2 separate regions of the Homo sapiens genome follow, and region 1 is linked to region 2. Evidence: read pairs that join two places in POLR2A ChIA-PET (ENCODE). Cell type or tissue: HepG2. All regions are shown on one strand. Links, peaks and the distances in the headings refer to the core of each region. The heading gives the core; the rest is flanking DNA. Region 1 holds the start of PALM (paralemmin). Region 2 holds the start of ELANE (elastase, neutrophil expressed).

Region 1 (8,318 bases), core at 110-8,109, 140 kb before region 2:
GCAGCTTCTCTCCGGTCCACTACACACCCCACCTTGTCCCACCTCCACACCTTTGCCAGGCCGTTCCGGCCACCTGGAACGTCTCCCTCCACCGTTTGCCCGGCCCATTTCCCCGGTTCAAGTGGCATCACCTCCAGGCCTGTGTGTGCTGGAGTCGGGAGGTGTGGGCGGCGCGAGTTTTTCGTGCAGGGCCTTGAGAGTGGCAGGAGGACTTTAGCTTTTGCTCGGAGGGAGGTGTGAGTCCTGGAGGTTTAGAGCTGGGGCGGTGGGAGAAATGATCCCAGCAGTCCCTTACCCTCCCCACGGCCTCCTCACTTCCTCCTATTTTTACACAAAATGCCTCCACCACCCTTCAAACCCTGAATCTTTTATTTTATTTTATTTTTGAGATAGGGTCTGGCTCTGTCACCCAGGCTGGAGTGCAGTGGTGTCTTCACAGCTCACCGTAGCCTCGATCTCCTGGGTCCAACTGATCCTCCTACCTCAGCCTGTGAGTAACTGGAACTACAGATGCATGATACCTCACCTAGCTAATTTTTTAAAAAAAAATTTGTAGGCTGTGTGCGGTGGCTCACACCTGTAATCCCAGCACTTTGGGAGGCCGAGGCAGGCGGATCAAGAGGTCAGGAGATCGAGACCATCCTGGCTAACACGGTGAAACCCCATCTCTACTAAAAATACAAAAAATAAGCCGGGCGTGGTGTCAGGAGCCTGTAGTCCCAGCTACTCGGGAGGCTGAGACAGGAGAATGGCGTGAACCTGGGAGGTGGAAATTGCAGTGAGCCGAGATCACCCCACTGCACTCCAGCCTGGGCGACAGAGTGAGACTCTGTCTCAAAAAGAAAAATTACATTTAAAAATGTATATATGGCTAATGACTGCTGTACCGAACAAACCAGTCCCCAAAAGCAAATGAAATAACAGCTGCCACCAAGTACCACGGTCACACCTAAAAACCAATTAACACCTCGACAGCTCCTCACGCAGGTTCCGTTTACTCGGGAGTAGGAGCCGGCCACCCGATGCAGGGTCACTATGACCCCCCAAGCCCGTGCCTCGCCCTGTCTCTTCTTCCTCCTTATAATTAAAATCTTGAAGGACCCCGATGGCAGCCTGTCCCACCGCCCTGCCTGGGTCTGGCCCCTGCAGCTTGTGATGCTTCTCAGACCCATTCCCAGCCCTCCGGGGAGTCACAGAGGGGTGAGATCAGACAGAGGTTTGAATCCGGGGGTGGCCTTTCCTTGGATGGAGCAGTATTTAAAAAAAAAATTGGGCCAGGTGCGGTGGCTCATGCCTGTAATCCCAGCACTTTGGGAGGCCCAGCTACTCGGGAGGCTGAGGCAGGAGAATGGCATGAACCCGGGAGGCAGAGCTTGCAGTGAGCCGAGATCGCACCATTGCACTCCAGCCTGGGTGACAGCGAGACTCCGTCTCAAAAAAAAAAAAAAATTTGTAGAGATGGGGTCTTTCTGTGTTGCCCAGACTGGTCTCAAACTCCTGGGCTCAAGTGATCCTCCCTTCTCAGCCTCCCAAAGTGCTGGGATTACAGGTGTGAGCCACTGTGTCTGGCCCTGAATCATTTATTTTATTTTGAGCCAGGTTCTGGCTCTGTTGCCCAGGCTGGAGTGCAGTGGCATGATCACGGCTCACTGTAGCCTCAACCTCCCAGGCTCATGCGATCCTCCCACCTTAGCCTCCCAAGTAACTGGGACCACAGGCACACACCACCGTGCCCAGCTAATTTTTATTTTTTATTTTTTATTTTTTTTGAGATGGAGTTTCGCTCTTGTTGCCCAGGCTGGAGTGCAATTGTGCGATCTCGGCCCACTGCAACCTCCGCCTTCCAGGTTCAAGTGATTCTCCTGCCTCAGCCTCTGGAGTAGCTGGGATTACAGGCATGCACCACCACGCCCGCCTAATTTTGTATTTTTAGTAGAGACGGGGTTTCTCCATGTTGCTCAGGCTGATCTCGAACTCCAGAGCTCAGGTGATCTGCCCACCTCAGCCTCCCAAAGTGCTGGGATTACAGGCGTGAGTCACTGTGCCCGGCCCAATTTTTAATTTTTTGTAGAAATGGAAGTCTCACTAGGTAGCCCAGGGTCTTCACCTCCTGGATTCAAGTGATCCTCCTGCTTCAGTCTCCTGAAGTGTTGGGATTACATGTAACAGTCACTTCATTCACCCTGAATCATTTATGTAGGGGACAAAAATCACCGTCTCTCCAAGGACAGAACTTCTTTTTTGTTTTGTTTTGTTTTGTTTTGTTGAGATGGAGTCTTGTTCTGTCACCCAGGCTGGAGTGCAGTGGCGCGATCTCTGCTCACTGCAACTTCTGCCTCCCGGGTTCCAGCCATTCTCCTGCCTCAGCCTCCCCAGTAGCTGGGATTACAGGCGCGCACCACCATGCCCAGCTAAGTTTTGTATTTTTAGTAGAGAAGGAGTTTCACTGGCCGAGCGTGGTGGCTCACACCTGTAATCCCAGCTACTAGGGAGGCTGAGGCAGGAGAATTGCTTGAACCTGGTAGACGGAGGTTGCAGTGAGCCGAGATCGCGCCATTGCACTCCAGCCTGGGCAACAAGAGCGAAACTCCGTCCACCCCAGCCAAAAAAAGAAGTGGTTTTGCCATGTTGGCCAGGCTGGTCTCTAACTTTTGACCTCATGATCCACCAGCCTCAGCCTCCCAAAGTGCTGGGATTACAGGCGTGAGCCACCGCGCCCGGCCTGGTCTCAAACTTTTGACCTCGTGATCCACCAGCCTCAGCCTCCCAAAGTGCTGGGATTATAGGCGTGAGCCACGGCGCCTGGCCGCAAAAATGGAACTTCTGCATCACAGGTGACTAACGGTGCCAGGCACACAGTAGGTGTTCAATAAATCACTTTGGACTAAAAGAACACAGAGGCCAAGGGGAAGTGAAGAAACGACTCACAGGTCAGTTTTATTGGGTGCCTAGTGCAGGGGTCAGTACACTACGGCCCTCGGATCAGCTCTGGCCCTCTGCCTGTTTTTGTAAATAAAGTTTTATTGGGTGCCTAGTGCAGGGGTCAGTACACTACGGCCCTGGGATAAGCTCTGGCCCACTGCCTGTTTTTGTAAATAAAGTTTTATGGGCACAGAGCCATGCCCATGGTTTTACATATTGTCTCTGGCTACTTTCACTCTGCGATGGCAGAGCAGAGTCATTGCCGCAGAGACTGTGGCCTGCAATGCTGAAAATATTTACTCTCTGGCCCTTTACAGAAAAAGTTTGCCAAACCCTGAGCTAGTGTGTGCTGGGCCCTGTGCCAAGCCCTTTGTGTGTGCTCACTCAGTTAACCCTCCCACAGCCTTAAGGGTGGGGGCAGGGGGGTGGGGGGGAATAAGGCTCCGAGAGGTTGAGAAACAGACCCAGGGTCACACAGCTTGGAGATGGGTGAGCTGGGAATCAGACAGACCCGGGACCCCTGATATTCTTTAGGATCTTAGCTTTGTTAACCTTTGCTAATTTATCTTATTGTCTTAAATGCTAAAATGAATACACATTCATTGTAAAAAGGGAGGAATAAAGAAAAGGTGTTGACGGCCTTCTTCAGCCTGGGGTACATCCTGCCGTATCTTTCTCCACAGCTCATCCGGGGCTACTTTCCTTTAAATCTACAGCCATTCAGCAAACATCGGCAGAGGAGAACCGTTTTATAAGAAAACTAAGAAGTTTGGAAGAATCTTTCCTTCCTGCCCACCCTGGACCCCCATGAGTAGGTGTGCTGGGGCTGGTCTGCAGTGTTCTCACGGGAAACCAGGAAGCTGGGCCCAAGGCCTACATGTTGGGGAAGACAGGTCCTGCCTGTCTCCTGCTGTGGCTCCCCAGTGCTCTGAGGACAAAGCCTGAGCTCTCCCTGATTCTCCACCGTCCCTCTCACTCACTCTGGTCGTCTGGTCGCTGGGCCTTTAGTGAGTGTGCCATGGGGGCCCTGGGGCCGATTAAATTCCAGCCCCGGGGACCAGGCTCAGCTCCCAGCCAGGGCACAGACAGATCAGCACCTGCGGTTGTCTCCACCCCAACCCCCGGCCTTTGCAGGCACAGCGCCCTCCACCAGATACTCCGGCAAAGGAGGCCTGGGGACCCTGCGAGCGGGGCCGGGGGTGCAGGGAGCTGTCAGCTCCTCGCAGCGGCCTCCCCAGGACCCCCCTATCCCCTCGCTCGCCCTGAAATGTGTGTCCCTCTCGGCGTCTGGGCTCTCGAGAAAGGCCTTTGCTTGTCTGACTTCGCGAGGGTCCCGGCTCTGGCCCAGGAGCTGGGGAGGGGCGGGACTTGGTGACAGCCGGGTCCCAGCACCGCGCCCAGACCTAGGCCCTTCTCAGGGGTGCCCCGGGGCGGGGCGCGCGGGGCGGGGGGCGGCGGCGGCGCAGCCGGCAGGAGGCGCAGCGCCCGCTCGCAGCGCGGGGAGGTGGGAGGGGAGCGGGGCGGGGAGCGGGGCGGGCGGGAGGGAGAGGGGAGCGCGCCGGAGACGCGCGCGCCCAGCCCACCCCCCGCGCCCGCCGCCGCCCGGACAATAAACAGCAGCTTTGCGCGGGGCGATGCCCGAGCCGGTGCCGCCGCCCCCGCGCCGCGCAGCCCCGGCCGCCAGGCCTTAGCCCGCCCCGGCCCCCGCCAGGCCGCGTCCCCCTCCCCTCCCCTCCCCCGCGCGCCACCCGCGCCCGCCCCCGCCCGGCACCGCGGACCCACCCGGACCTCGGCGGGGAGATGGAGTGAGTAGGCGCGCTCGGGCCGCGGGGCTGGGGGCCCGGAGCTCCGGGAGCCGGGGAGGGGGGAGGCCCCCTCTCTCGCGCCCCATTGGGGGCGTCGCTGCCCCCGCGAGGAGCAGGAGGCGGCGCGGGGCTGCTGGGGCCGCAGCGCAGCCGGGAAGAGACTCGGGCTGGGCCGCGCCTGCCGGGAGGCCTCCCCGCTCCCGGACCCCGGCTGCCCACCCACCGGCGCGTGGGGACCCGGGCAGCGGCGGCTCGGGCCAGTCCAGGACGCGGGGAGGGGGAGGCTCGCGTCTCCGCCCGCGCCCCGCCCGCGTCTCCAGGGCGAGCCTCGGCTCTCGGCCACCTGTGGGTGGCCCCGGGGAGATGGAGCGACCCCTCCCCAGATTGCACCGGTCCGGCCTCGCGCTCACGCACCCTTCCCCCGCCCCAGTCTGAGCGCACGGCTCCTGGCGCCCTGGACGCGCGCGCGGGCCGGTGCCCCCCACCCCCGCCCTTCCCAAGGGCCTCCAGGGGTGTCCTGAGCCCCCCGCCACTGCGCAGGTCCCGAGTTACCGCTGGAGGGAGAGGGGCTGCCCTCGGCTTCCCGGGTCTCTGGGGTGTGTGAGAAGGGAGAGGAACCGGCGTTTTCCAGCGGGGCGCCTGGGTGGGATACCCTCTCGGGGAAGTGTCTCGGAGCTGGGGCTCCACTGGTGTAGCTACAGGAGTGGGCTGGCCCTGGGCTGGGATCCCTGGACCCCCGCATGGCTGCGCCTGTGTGTGTGGGGGGGGGGTGGCCAGTGGAGGCACCGAGCGAGGGCGCGTGGTCATTTCGGACACCGGTCCCCTCCTCCCGGTGCTCGGGTGCCCCTCTGCCCCTCACTCCCACAGGTGGGCACTGCACGGGCAGGGGTCAGGAGGCTCCTCCTGGGGTCACCCACCTGCCCACTTCAGGACAGGGGAGCCAGCTGCCCTGCTGAGGCCCGGGTCCCCACCCCAGCCCGAGGACCGAAGACCGGATCTGGAGGCCGCCTGTGGCCCCCTGCCCTTCCCACTGGGCGTGTTTTCTAAGCCGCCAACTTTCCCCGGGGATTCACCCGTGACCCGCCACGCCCGCGGCTGGGTGGGGGCCGCTGCCTCCCTCCCTCCCTGGGAAAGCGAGACACCCAGTGTCCTCTGCTTTTGAAAACCCAGACAAAGGCCTGACCCCTCTCCCCGTCACCCCGCCCCGGGAGCTCAGCCAGGGGCTCAGGGGAGCCAGGGCCCAGACTTGCCTGCTCCACACCCCCACCCCCCAGCCTTGTTTATCTGCCCTGCTCGCCAGGCCCCGGAGGAGCCTCTGGGCCTCTGACAGCCAGGCCTGGGCAGGGTGTGGCTGTGGGGAGGGGGCTGCCTAGGAGGACGACGGAGATCTCCCTCCCAGAGGAGGGGTGTCAGCGAACACTCCGGGTCGGGCCCATTGTTTCCTTCCTGCCACCCCTTCCTTTCCCACGGGGGATACTGAGGCCCAGAGAGGAGCTGCTGCCCCCCCCCCACCCCCCCTCCATCACACAGCACCTGGGGCCGGGGGGCCTCGGTGCCTCCTGCTCTGCTCCACGGTTTCTCCGTCCTGGGTCAGAGGGTGGCCCACAGGTCCCCCATTGGGTCATCATTGCTTTTGGGGATGCAGACATGGGACAGGCACCCAGTGTTAACCGGCTGCTGTGAGCCGCCATTCGAGGACGACTCTCTCCCCGGTTCCCGGGCTGACAATGGGTGGGGACAGGCCCATCTGGTGCCGCCCGGCCTTGGACACCTGCCCCCTCGTTCTTCTCCCCGGCGGGCTTCAGGCACGAAGGCCCCGTCCGCTAGAACGTGATCGCTTGCCTCCTCCCGTTTCCACAGATTTTCCAGTCGAAGACACGGGAGCTGGCTGTGGTTTGTGGTGGTGCCCGTCTCGCTGGAAAGTTTCACAAATGAATTTAAGAATTTAAAGAATTTTAAATGTCATTCAAGAACAGGTTATTTTTTGTTAATGTGAGGATTTAAGGAGAACTAGCGGGTTGCTAACCACAGGGCCGATGCTGCCAAGGTGAGGAGAACGTCCAGGAAGGAGCTGGGGAGAATCTCTGCTTCGGAGAGAATCTCTGTGCTCTGGGAGGGTTTGTGTGGCCCCTGCGTGACACATGGTCTGGCTGGTAAAATAAAGATATTTTGGCCTGGAGCAGCCATTCTCCAGCACCCACAGCCCTGTCCTGGGTACAGGCAAGGCTCAAACCCCCGGGATAGGGAGGAGAACAGACTTGGGCCTGGACAGATGGTCAAGACCGGCCCAGACTCCTCCCTGCTCGCAGACCTGGAAATTTTCAATAGGAAAGTCTCCGTTGGGTGCTAACTGGGTCCTTAACGCTCCTTCACACTTGCTAATCCCCCTTTTTAATGAGAGGCAGAGCCTGTTAAAAGGCAACAGTACCTAGTGATAATTGAATTTAATAACAAGCTTTTACTTCCGTTGTATCTGTTTCTTCCTCCATGTTTCCGCTGTCTTGTTTGTGGCGGTGGCTTCTGGTTTGCCCAGTGTTGATCACAATATAATGTTTCTTTCTAAAACAAGGCGATTTGATTTACACTGGAGTGGTTTTGAAGGCAAGGAATAGACAGATACTGTCCAGGAGGTGGCGGAACATGGGAAGGTGGTTTCTTTCTTTTTTCCATGTTGCCCAGGCCAGTCTCGAACTCCTGGGCTCAAGCGACTTCCCTGCCTCAGCCTCCCAAGTAGCTGGGACGACAGCATTGCATGGGAAGGTGGTTTGAGAAGTGCAGGCGTAATTTATTCACTCGGCAACCATTAAGTGGGTACCTGCCTTTTCCACGGCCCTGTTTTGAGTGCTCTGTATGTGTGTGAATTCCTCTGATGCTTTTTTTTTTCTTTTGGAGACAGAGTATCTCTCTGTTGTCCACACTGGAGTGCAGTGCTGCGATCTCCACTCACTGCAACCTCCGCCTCCCGGGTTCAAGCAATTCTCCTACCTCAGCCTCCTGAGTAGCTATGACTACAGGTGCCCGCCACCACGCCCGGCTAATTTTTGTATTTTTAGTAGCGACAGGGTTTCACCAGGTTGCCCAGGCTGGTCTTGAACTCCTGACCTCAGGTGATCCGCCTGCCTCGGCCTCCCCAAAGTGTTGGGATGAAAGGCGTGAGCCACGTGCCTGGCTGACACTTGCCTTTTCCATGGCCCTGTTCCGAATGCTTTATGTGTGAGAACTCCCTTGACCCTTGATCCTTCTTTTTTTTTTTGAGACAGAGTCTTGCTCCATCACCCAGGCAGTGCAGTGGTGTGATCCCGGCTCACTGCAACCTCTGCCTCCTGGGTTCAAGCGGTTCTCCTGCCTCAGCCTCCCGAGTAGCTGGGACTGCAGGCGCCCACCATCACGCCCGGCTAATTTTTTGTGTTTTTGGTAGAGACAGGGTTTCACAGTGTTAGCCAGGATGGTCTCAATCTCCTGACCTTGTGATCCACCTGCCTTGGCCTCCCAAAGTGCTGGGATTACAGGTGTGAGCCGCCATGCCTGGTTTTTTTTTATTGGAGACAGAGTCTCTCTCTGTCACCCAGACTGGAGTGCAGTGGCGCGATC
Region 2 (8,279 bases), core at 280-8,279:
AAAACAAAACAAAAGGAGAAAGAAAGAAAGAGATAGAGAGAGAAAGAAAGAAGAAAGAAAGAAAAAGAGAGAAAGAAAGAAAGAAAGAAAGAAAAAGAAAGAGAGAGAGAGAGAGAGAGAGAGAGAAAGAAAGAAAGAAAGTTCCATATTGGAAGCATTTTATTCTGAAACAGCTGTGGCTACCCCAGCCCCCTTCCTGGCTGCCTGGGGCCAGCCCGGGTGACTGGCTGTCCCCATCCTCCCGGGAGACTCAGGTGGCCCCTGATGGGTGACTGGCCGTCCCCATCCTCCAGGGAGACTCAGGTGGCCCCTGATGGGTGACTGGCCGTCCCTGTCCTCCAGGGAGACTCAGGTGGCCCCCTGATCTGTGATGGCATCATCCAAGGAATAGACTCCTTCGTGATCTGGGGATGTGCCACCCGCCTTTTCCCTGACTTCTTCACGCGGGTAGCCCTCTACGTGGACTGGATCCGTTCCACGCTGCGCCGTGTGGAGGCCAAGGGCCGCCCCTGAACCGCCCCTCCCACAGCGCTGGCCGGGACCCCGAGCCTGGCTCCAAACCCTCGAGGCGGATCTTTGGACAGAAGCAGCTCTTCCCCGAACACTGTGGCGTCCGGGACGGCCCCACCCGTCCCCCCACACTCCCTCCCACGGGGCTCCGGGAGACAGGCCGGCCCTGCACCTCACCCCACCGTGACCTCAATAAACGTTGAAACTCCCCCTGGCTCCTGTCTGTCCTTCCCATATAGGGAGGGGAGGGGGAACTGCCCACCGTGACCTCAATAAACGTTGAAACTCCCCCTGGCTCCTGTCTGTCCTTCCCATATAGGGAGGGAACCAGGGAGAGGTCCCCTGGGTTCAAGTCCCCGAGCCCCAAACTCAGGATGGGGGGAGTCGGAGCGGGGGATGGGGGCCCAGGTTGCAGGGGGTCTCTCTCCTGGATGCTCGTGGCTGTGGGTTCTAACCCGGCCCCATCAGGGTGGCCCTGGGCAGGTTGTTATTCATCTCCGTGCCTCAGTTTCCTCATCTGGAAAATGGACTCGCCCCAGACGTTTCCTAGAACTGTCCCTGCTGGCTCAGGGACTCCTTGAGGAAGGGGATGGGGATGGGGAAGCAGCCTGGGGGGCTTCCTGGAGGAGGTGGCAGTGCCAGAGCTGCATATCAAGGTGTGAACAGAAACATCCGAAGGGCTGCCAGGCAGGGGGCACAGTCCAGGCAGAGACCTGAGGGCTAGAGGCCAGGGGACGGGGAGGAGGGCAGGCAGGGGAGGGATGTGGGTGCAGGGGAGGGGTAATGGGGTTGGAGCGCTATTTCTCGTAGGAGGGGTAGGCAGGGCAGGAGTTCCCTGGTAGAAGCATGAGCAATGAACTGGGTGGGGGGGTGGCCAGAGGGGAGGTCCGAGGCGGGGAAGAGGTGGGACTCACAGTCCAGCTCAAAGACGGGCAAGTGGCCACTAGAAGGAGGCATTAGCCACAGAGAGGGGACGACCTGCTCCAGGACACGTGTAGAGAAGAAATGAAGCTCATTGCTGGTGTTTTTTTTTTCTTTTTAATATTTTTTTGAGACAGAGTCTCGCTCTGTCACCCAGGCTGGAGTGCAGTGGTGTGATCTCGGCTCACTGCAAGCTCCGCCACCCGGGTTGAAGCGATTCTCCTGCCTCAGCCTCCGGAGTAGCTGGGACTACAGGCACAGACCACCACGCCCAGTTAATTTTTATATTTTTAGTACAGACAGGGTTTCACCACGTTGTCCAGGCTGGTCTCGAACTCCTGACCTCAGGTGGTCCACCCGCCTCAGCTTCCCAAAGTGCTGGGTTTACAGGCGTGAGCCTACTTACTTATTTACAGCTGGCCTACTTATTTATTTTTGAGACAGGGTCTCACTCTGTCGCCCAGTCTGTAGTGCAGTGGTGCAATCTTGGCTTACCGCAGCCTCAACCTCCTGGGCTCAAGTGATCCTCCCACCTCAGCCTCCCGAGTAGCTGGGACTACAGGTGCCACCACACCCAGCTATTTTCTTAGTTTTTGTAGAGACGGGGTCTGGCTGTGTTGCCCAGGTGGGTCCTCAGTGACTCTTTACATATGAACACCTCCAGGTCACTGTAATCTTAGCAATCTCCTGGCCTCCCAGAAGACCCCACGTCCCCCTCGGAGTCTACACCCGCTGTGACCATAACACCCCTACCTTCCCTGCCACAGTTAATGGTGAACCAGCTCTCAAAGCAACACTTTCTTTTTTTTTTTTTTTTTTTTTTTTTTTTTGAGACGGAGTCTCGCTCTGTCGCCCAGGCTGGAGTGCAGTGGCATGATCTCGGCTCACTGCAACCTCCGCCTCCTAGGTTCAAGCAATTCTCCTGCCTCAGTCTCCCGAGTAGCCGGGATTACAGGCAGGTACCACCACGCCAGGCTAATTTTGTATTTTTGGTAGAGACGGGGTTTGTCCATGTTGGTCAGGCTGGAATTCCCAACCTCAGGTGATACACCCGCCTCAGCCTCCCAAAGTGTTGGGATTACAGGCCTGAGCCACCGCGCCCGGCCAGACAACACTTTCTTAGCTAAGAACTTTATGAACGTGAATTTATTTCATCCTCTTGACAGGTTTATGTGATGGATCCTACGATTATAATTTTACAGAGGAGGAAACTGAGTCACGGAGAGTTTATTTCAGGGGCCTGAAGTTACACAGTGGCCAAATGGCCACACCAGAACCAGGATATGAACCCAGCGTCGGCACACTTAATAATGACTGCACGTGAGAATGTAGTATACAGCTGGTGCTCAATAAATGCAGCTGACGCCAAGTCTGATCTCCGTGCTGGAGGCCAAGCCCCTTCCAAAGATACGGCGTCCCCCACCCCTGAAATCCCCCCACCCCCGACTTGAAACAGGGCTGTGTAGACAGTAGGCGCTTACTAAGTGCACTGTGGTGATGTTAAGGCAGCAAGGTGGGAACCCTGCCAAAAGGGGAGGGGAGAAGGCAGGGTAGTGTGTGTCTGATTAAGCTGAGGACAGGGCAGACATGGACTGAGCGCCTGCTGTGTGCCAGGCTCTGGGAGGGCAGGGCCATTGTCTCCCTAACCCGAGAGCCATGGGGGTCCACTTGCCTGTGGTCACGTCAGGACTCCAGCCTGGCCCAGGCTCTGCGTGTCCCCGGGTGCCCTCGCCCCGCCTATTCCTGGAGACAGGCCCGTTGGTTCCCTTCCCCTCCCCTTGTCCTGGAGCCAGGAGGACGTTGGTTCTTGCGACAGCCTTGGCCCGGCCGTTGCAGCTGGAACATCGTGGGGGAGATGGGAAGAGGAACGGGGCCCGGAGCCCGGGGCTGGGTCCTGGGAATCCCTTTCCCGCAGCTGGGACTCCAGCTCCCCTGCCAGTTCCTCCAGGCGGAAGCCCTCAGGCTTGGTCCTCACTCCAGCCTCCCGGCCTGGACAGGAATTCTCTCTCCAGCAGCCCTGCCAGATGCCCGCCCAGCCCCTGCCTCAGGCGGGGAGGGCTTCAGGGAAGCTCACCAAGGCAGAAGGGCGGGAGAGATTGTCAGAGCCCCAGCTGGTGTCCAGGGACTGACCGTGAGCCTGGGTGAAAGTGAGTTCCCCGTTGGAGGCAACAGACGAGGAGAGGATGGAAGGCCTGGCCCCCAAGAATGAGCCCTGAGGTTCAGGGAGCGGCTGGAGTGAGCCGGCCCCAGATCTCCGTCCAGCTGCGGGTCCCAGAGGCCTGGGTTACACTCGCAGCTCCTGGGGGAGGCCCTTGACGTGCCTCAGTTCCCAAACAGGAACCCTGGGAAGGACCAGAGAAGTGCCTATTGCGCAGTGAGTGCCCGACACAGCTGCATGTGGCCGGTATCACAGGGCCCTGGGTAAACTGAGGCAGGCGACACAGCTGCATGTGGCCGGTATCACAGGGCCCTGGGTAAACTGAGGCAGGCGACACAGCTGCATGTGGCCGGTATCACAGGGCCCTGGGTAAACTGAGGCAGGCGACACAGCTGCATGTGGCCGTATCACAGGGCCCTGGGTAAACTGAGGCAGGTGACACAGCTGCATGTGGCCGGTATCACGGGGCCCTGGATAAACAGAGGCAGGCGACACAGCTGCATGTGGCCGGTATCACGGGGCCCTGGGTAAACTGAGGCAGGCGAGGCCACCCCCATCAAGTCCCTCAGGTCTAGGTTTGGCAGGTTTGGCAAAAACACAGCAACGCTCGGTTAAATCTGAATTTCGGGTAAGTATATCCTGGGCCTCATTTGGAAGAGACTTAGATTAAAAAAAAAACGTCGAGACCAGCCCGGCCAACACGGTGAAACCCCGTCTCTACTAAAAATACAAAAAATTAGCCAGGCGCAGTGGCTCACGCCTGTGATCCCAGCACTCTGGGAGGCTGAGGCAGGCGGATCACCCGAGGTCAGATGTTCAAGACCAGCCTGGCCGACAGGGCGAAACACTGTCTCTACTACAAATACAAAAATTAGCCGGGAGTGGTGGCAGGTGCCTGTAATCTCAGCTATTCAGGAGGCTGAGGCAGGAGAATCACTTGAACCTGGGAGGCGGAGGTTGCCGTGAGCCGGGATCACGCCACCGCACTCCAGCCTGGGCGATAGAGCAAGACTCTGTCTCCAAAAAAATAAATTAAAAAACCCACATTGATTATCTGACATTTGAATGCGATTGTGCATCCTGAATTTTGTCTGGAGGCCCCACCCGAGCCAATCCAGCGTCTTGTCCCCCTTCTCCCCCTTTTCATCAACGCCCTGTGCCAGGGGAGAGGAAGTGGAGGGCGCTGGCCGGCCGTGGGGCAATGCAACGGCCTCCCAGCACAGGGCTATAAGAGGAGCCGGGCGGGCACGGAGGGGCAGAGACCCCGGAGCCCCAGCCCCACCATGACCCTCGGCCGCCGACTCGCGTGTCTTTTCCTCGCCTGTGTCCTGCCGGCCTTGCTGCTGGGGGGTGAGTTTTTGAGTCCAACCTCCCGCTGCTCCCTCTGTCCCGGGTTCTGTTCCCACCTCTCCATAGAGGGCCCCACCAGTGTGGGTCCCTCATCCTCACAGGGGAGGTGCCAGCTGGGACAAGGAGACCAGAAGAGACTGAGGTTCTGAGCGGTGAAGCCACCACCAGGAGCCCAGAGTTGGGGTTTGAAAACCGGGGAGGGGGGGGGGGTCGCAGGTCGCCCTCTGGGTTCAAGTCCAGGTCTGTCTGTGCCTTGGAGGGGCACCGTGGGGAGGTCCCTTTGCCTCTCCGTGCCTCAGTTTCCTCATCTGAACAACAGGGGTGCGAACGGCCCCGATCCCGTGGGTTCCCGGTGGGGGATCCCGTGGGTTCCCGGTGGGGGATCCCGTGGGTTCCTGGTGGGGGATCCAGAGGCCCCGTGGCCGGGAGGGGACAGGCTCCTTGGCAGGCACTCAGCACCCGCACCCGGTGTGTCCCCAGGCACCGCGCTGGCCTCGGAGATTGTGGGGGGCCGGCGAGCGCGGCCCCACGCGTGGCCCTTCATGGTGTCCCTGCAGCTGCGCGGAGGCCACTTCTGCGGCGCCACCCTGATTGCGCCCAACTTCGTCATGTCGGCCGCGCACTGCGTGGCGAATGTGTGAGTAGCCGGGAGTGTGCGCGCCCGGCTCGGACCCCGCGTCCCGGTCTGTGAGGTGGGTGGGGGGAGGCCGGGGCCGGGGCTGCTGGCGGGGGGGGGTCCGTCCAGGGCCCGCGGGGCCCCTCGAGCACCTTCGCCCTCAGGCCCGTCGCCGGATGGGGACGACAAGGCGCGGCTGAGCCCCGACCCCCGGGGCCGCCCCTGAGCCCCGCCTCTCCCTCCCCGGCAGAAACGTCCGCGCGGTGCGGGTGGTCCTGGGAGCCCATAACCTCTCGCGGCGGGAGCCCACCCGGCAGGTGTTCGCCGTGCAGCGCATCTTCGAAAACGGCTACGACCCCGTAAACTTGCTCAACGACATCGTGATTCTCCAGGTGCCGCCGGGCGGGGCGGGGGGCGCAGGGGCGGAGGCCAGAGGCCTGGGGAGGGTGGAGGCTGCGACGGAGGGGCGCGTCGGGGCCGCTCGTGGGGACCTGGGGTGGCATCGTGGGCTGGGTGGTCCCCTCTCCGCGCCTCGGTCTGCACCTCTGTGAAACGGGAAAATACCCGCCATGGGCCGTTGAGGGGTTAAATGAGATCCTGCAGGGAGGCCCCGATCTGCTGTCAATCAACAAACTTACTGAGAAGGGAGGCCCCGATCTGTTGTCAATCAACAAACTTACTGAGAAGGGAGGCCCCGATCTGTTGTCAATCAACAAACTTACTGAGAAGGGAGGCCCCGATCTGCTGTCAATCAACAAACTTACTGAGAAGGGAGGCCCCGATCTGTTGTCAATCAACAAACTTACTGAGAAGGGAGGCCCCGATCTGCTGTCAATCAACAAACTTACTGAGAAGGGAGGCCCCGATCTGTTGTCAATCAACAAACTTACTGAGAAGGGAGGCCCCGATCTGCTGTCAATCAACAAACTTACTGAGAAGGGAGGCCCCGATCTGTTGTCAATCAACAAACTTACTGAGAAGGGAGGCCCCGATCTGCTGTCAATCAACAAACTTACTGAGATTCTTTGTGTCTCTCCATTCACCAGTCCTGTGGCCCAGGGCAGGGGCCGCCTCTGTCTTTGGGAAAAGGGGCAAAAGTCCCCACCTTTCCACCCCTGTCCGCGGCTTGCAGTTCTGGTTATTTCCTGGGCGCCGGGCCCCGTGGCTCAGGCCTGTCATCCCAGCACTTTGGGAGGCTGAGGCGGGTGGATCACGAGGTCAGGTGTTCGAGACCAGCCTGAGCAACATAGTGAAACCCCGTCTCTACTAAAATACAAAAAAAAAAAATTAGCCGAGTGTGGTTGTGGGTGCCTGTAATGCCAACTACTCAGGAGGCTGAGGAAGGAGAATCGCTTGAACCCCGGAGGCGGAGATTGCAGTGAGCTGAGATCACACCACTGCACTCCAGCCTGGGTCTCAAAAAAAAAAAAAAAGATTCCTCCCTGGGAAGGGTTAGAGGGAGAGTTTCCTTGTCACTAAGTTTTCTCATAGCTCTCACCCAGTGCAGTGGCGCGATCGCAGCTCACTACAGCCTCCATCTCCTGGGCTCAAGCCACCCTCTCAGCTTGGAATGGGGGGTAGCTGGAACCACAGGTGCCACCACGTGGGTCCACCACGTCTGGCTAATATATATATATACACACACACATACATATATTATAAATAATAAATATATATTTTATTTAAATAAAATATATAATATTTATAATTATTTTATAATTATAATAATATTTATATAATTATAAATATCATTTATAATTATAATATTTATTATTTTATAAAATAATAAATATAAAATATATAAAAATATTTTTATAAAATAATAAAAATATATATATACACACATATATATATATTTTTTGAGACAAGTCTCGCTCTGTCGCCCAGGCTGGAGCGCAGTGGCACAATCTCAGCTCACTGCAACCTCCGCCTCCCAGGTTCAAGCGATTCTCCTGCCTCAGCCTCCCAGGTAGCTGGGACTACAGGCGCCCGCCACCACGCCTGGCTAATTTTTGGTATTGTTAGTAGAGACGGGGTTTAACCATGTTAGCCAGGATGGTCTTGATCTCCTGACCTTTTGATTGGCCCACCTCAGCCTCCCAAAATGCTGGGATTATAGGCGTGAGCCACCGCACCTGGCAATTTTTTTTTATTATTTTTGTAGACATGGGGCTTTGCCACATTGCCCAGGCTGGTCTTGAATGCCTGGCCTCAAGTGATCCTCCTGCCTCGCCCTCCCAAAGTGCTGGGCTTACAAGCATGAGCCACCGCGCCCGGCTGTAGTTTTTTTGTTAACTGAGCACCTACTGCTTCCTGCACTCAAGCCACATCCAGGGACAACCTCCAACGCCCTGAGCCTTGGTGACGGCTCCCACTCTACAGATGGGGAAACCGAGGCTTGCCTTGGGGAGCAGAGTGTGGGGTGGGTATCCTGCCCTGCAGGATCCCAGAACCACAGTGGAACCTGAGATGGGGAAACTGAGGCCCGGAGAGGGGAGGGTCATCATCACTGCCCCGTGTGACGCGCTGACGATCTGTCCCCACCGCCACAGCTCAACGGGTCGGCCACCATCAACGCCAACGTGCAGGTGGCCCAGCTGCCGGCTCAGGGACGCCGCCTGGGCAACGGGGTGCAGTGCCTGGCCATGGGCTGGGGCCTTCTGGGCAGGAACCGTGGGATCGCCAGCGTCCTGCAGGAGCTCAACGTGACGGTGGTGACGTCCC

The links. Peaks named below come from ENCODE experiments on the same cell type or tissue, not always from the same donor. Only the 100,000 strongest peaks of a DNase experiment are listed, where the experiment ranks them.
Region 1: POLR2A ChIA-PET joins it to region 2 with 10 read pairs; 2 of 35 experiments call an interaction of 5 or more read pairs at or near these places.

The regions. Positions count from the first base shown.
Region 1 is chr19:704,425-712,742 of GRCh38, forward strand. PALM (paralemmin) reads left to right here and starts at 4,511. Exons shown (of 9, transcript NM_002579.3): 1 at 4,511-4,727. The coding sequence starts at 4,723. RefSeq lists enhancers at 1-643, 3,508-4,068 and a silencer at 3,521-3,757. In HepG2, for the core only: CTCF peaks have their summits at 4,400 (motif pointing right) and 7,372 (motif pointing right); DNase peaks (open chromatin) are centred at 3,237 and 4,287; H3K4me3 peaks cover 1,898 bases.
Region 2 is chr19:847,457-855,735 of GRCh38, forward strand. It overlaps PRTN3 (proteinase 3), which reads left to right. Exons shown (of 5, transcript NM_002777.4): 5 at 343-719. The coding sequence ends at 513. It overlaps ELANE (elastase, neutrophil expressed), which reads left to right and starts at 4,847. Exons shown (of 5, transcript NM_001972.4): 1 at 4,847-4,939; 2 at 5,420-5,576; 3 at 5,806-5,947; 4 at 8,108-8,279. The coding sequence starts at 4,873. RefSeq lists an enhancer at 3,369-4,081. In HepG2, for the core only: no CTCF peak of the experiment used is centred there; no DNase peak of the experiment used is centred there; H3K27me3 peaks cover 2,888 bases.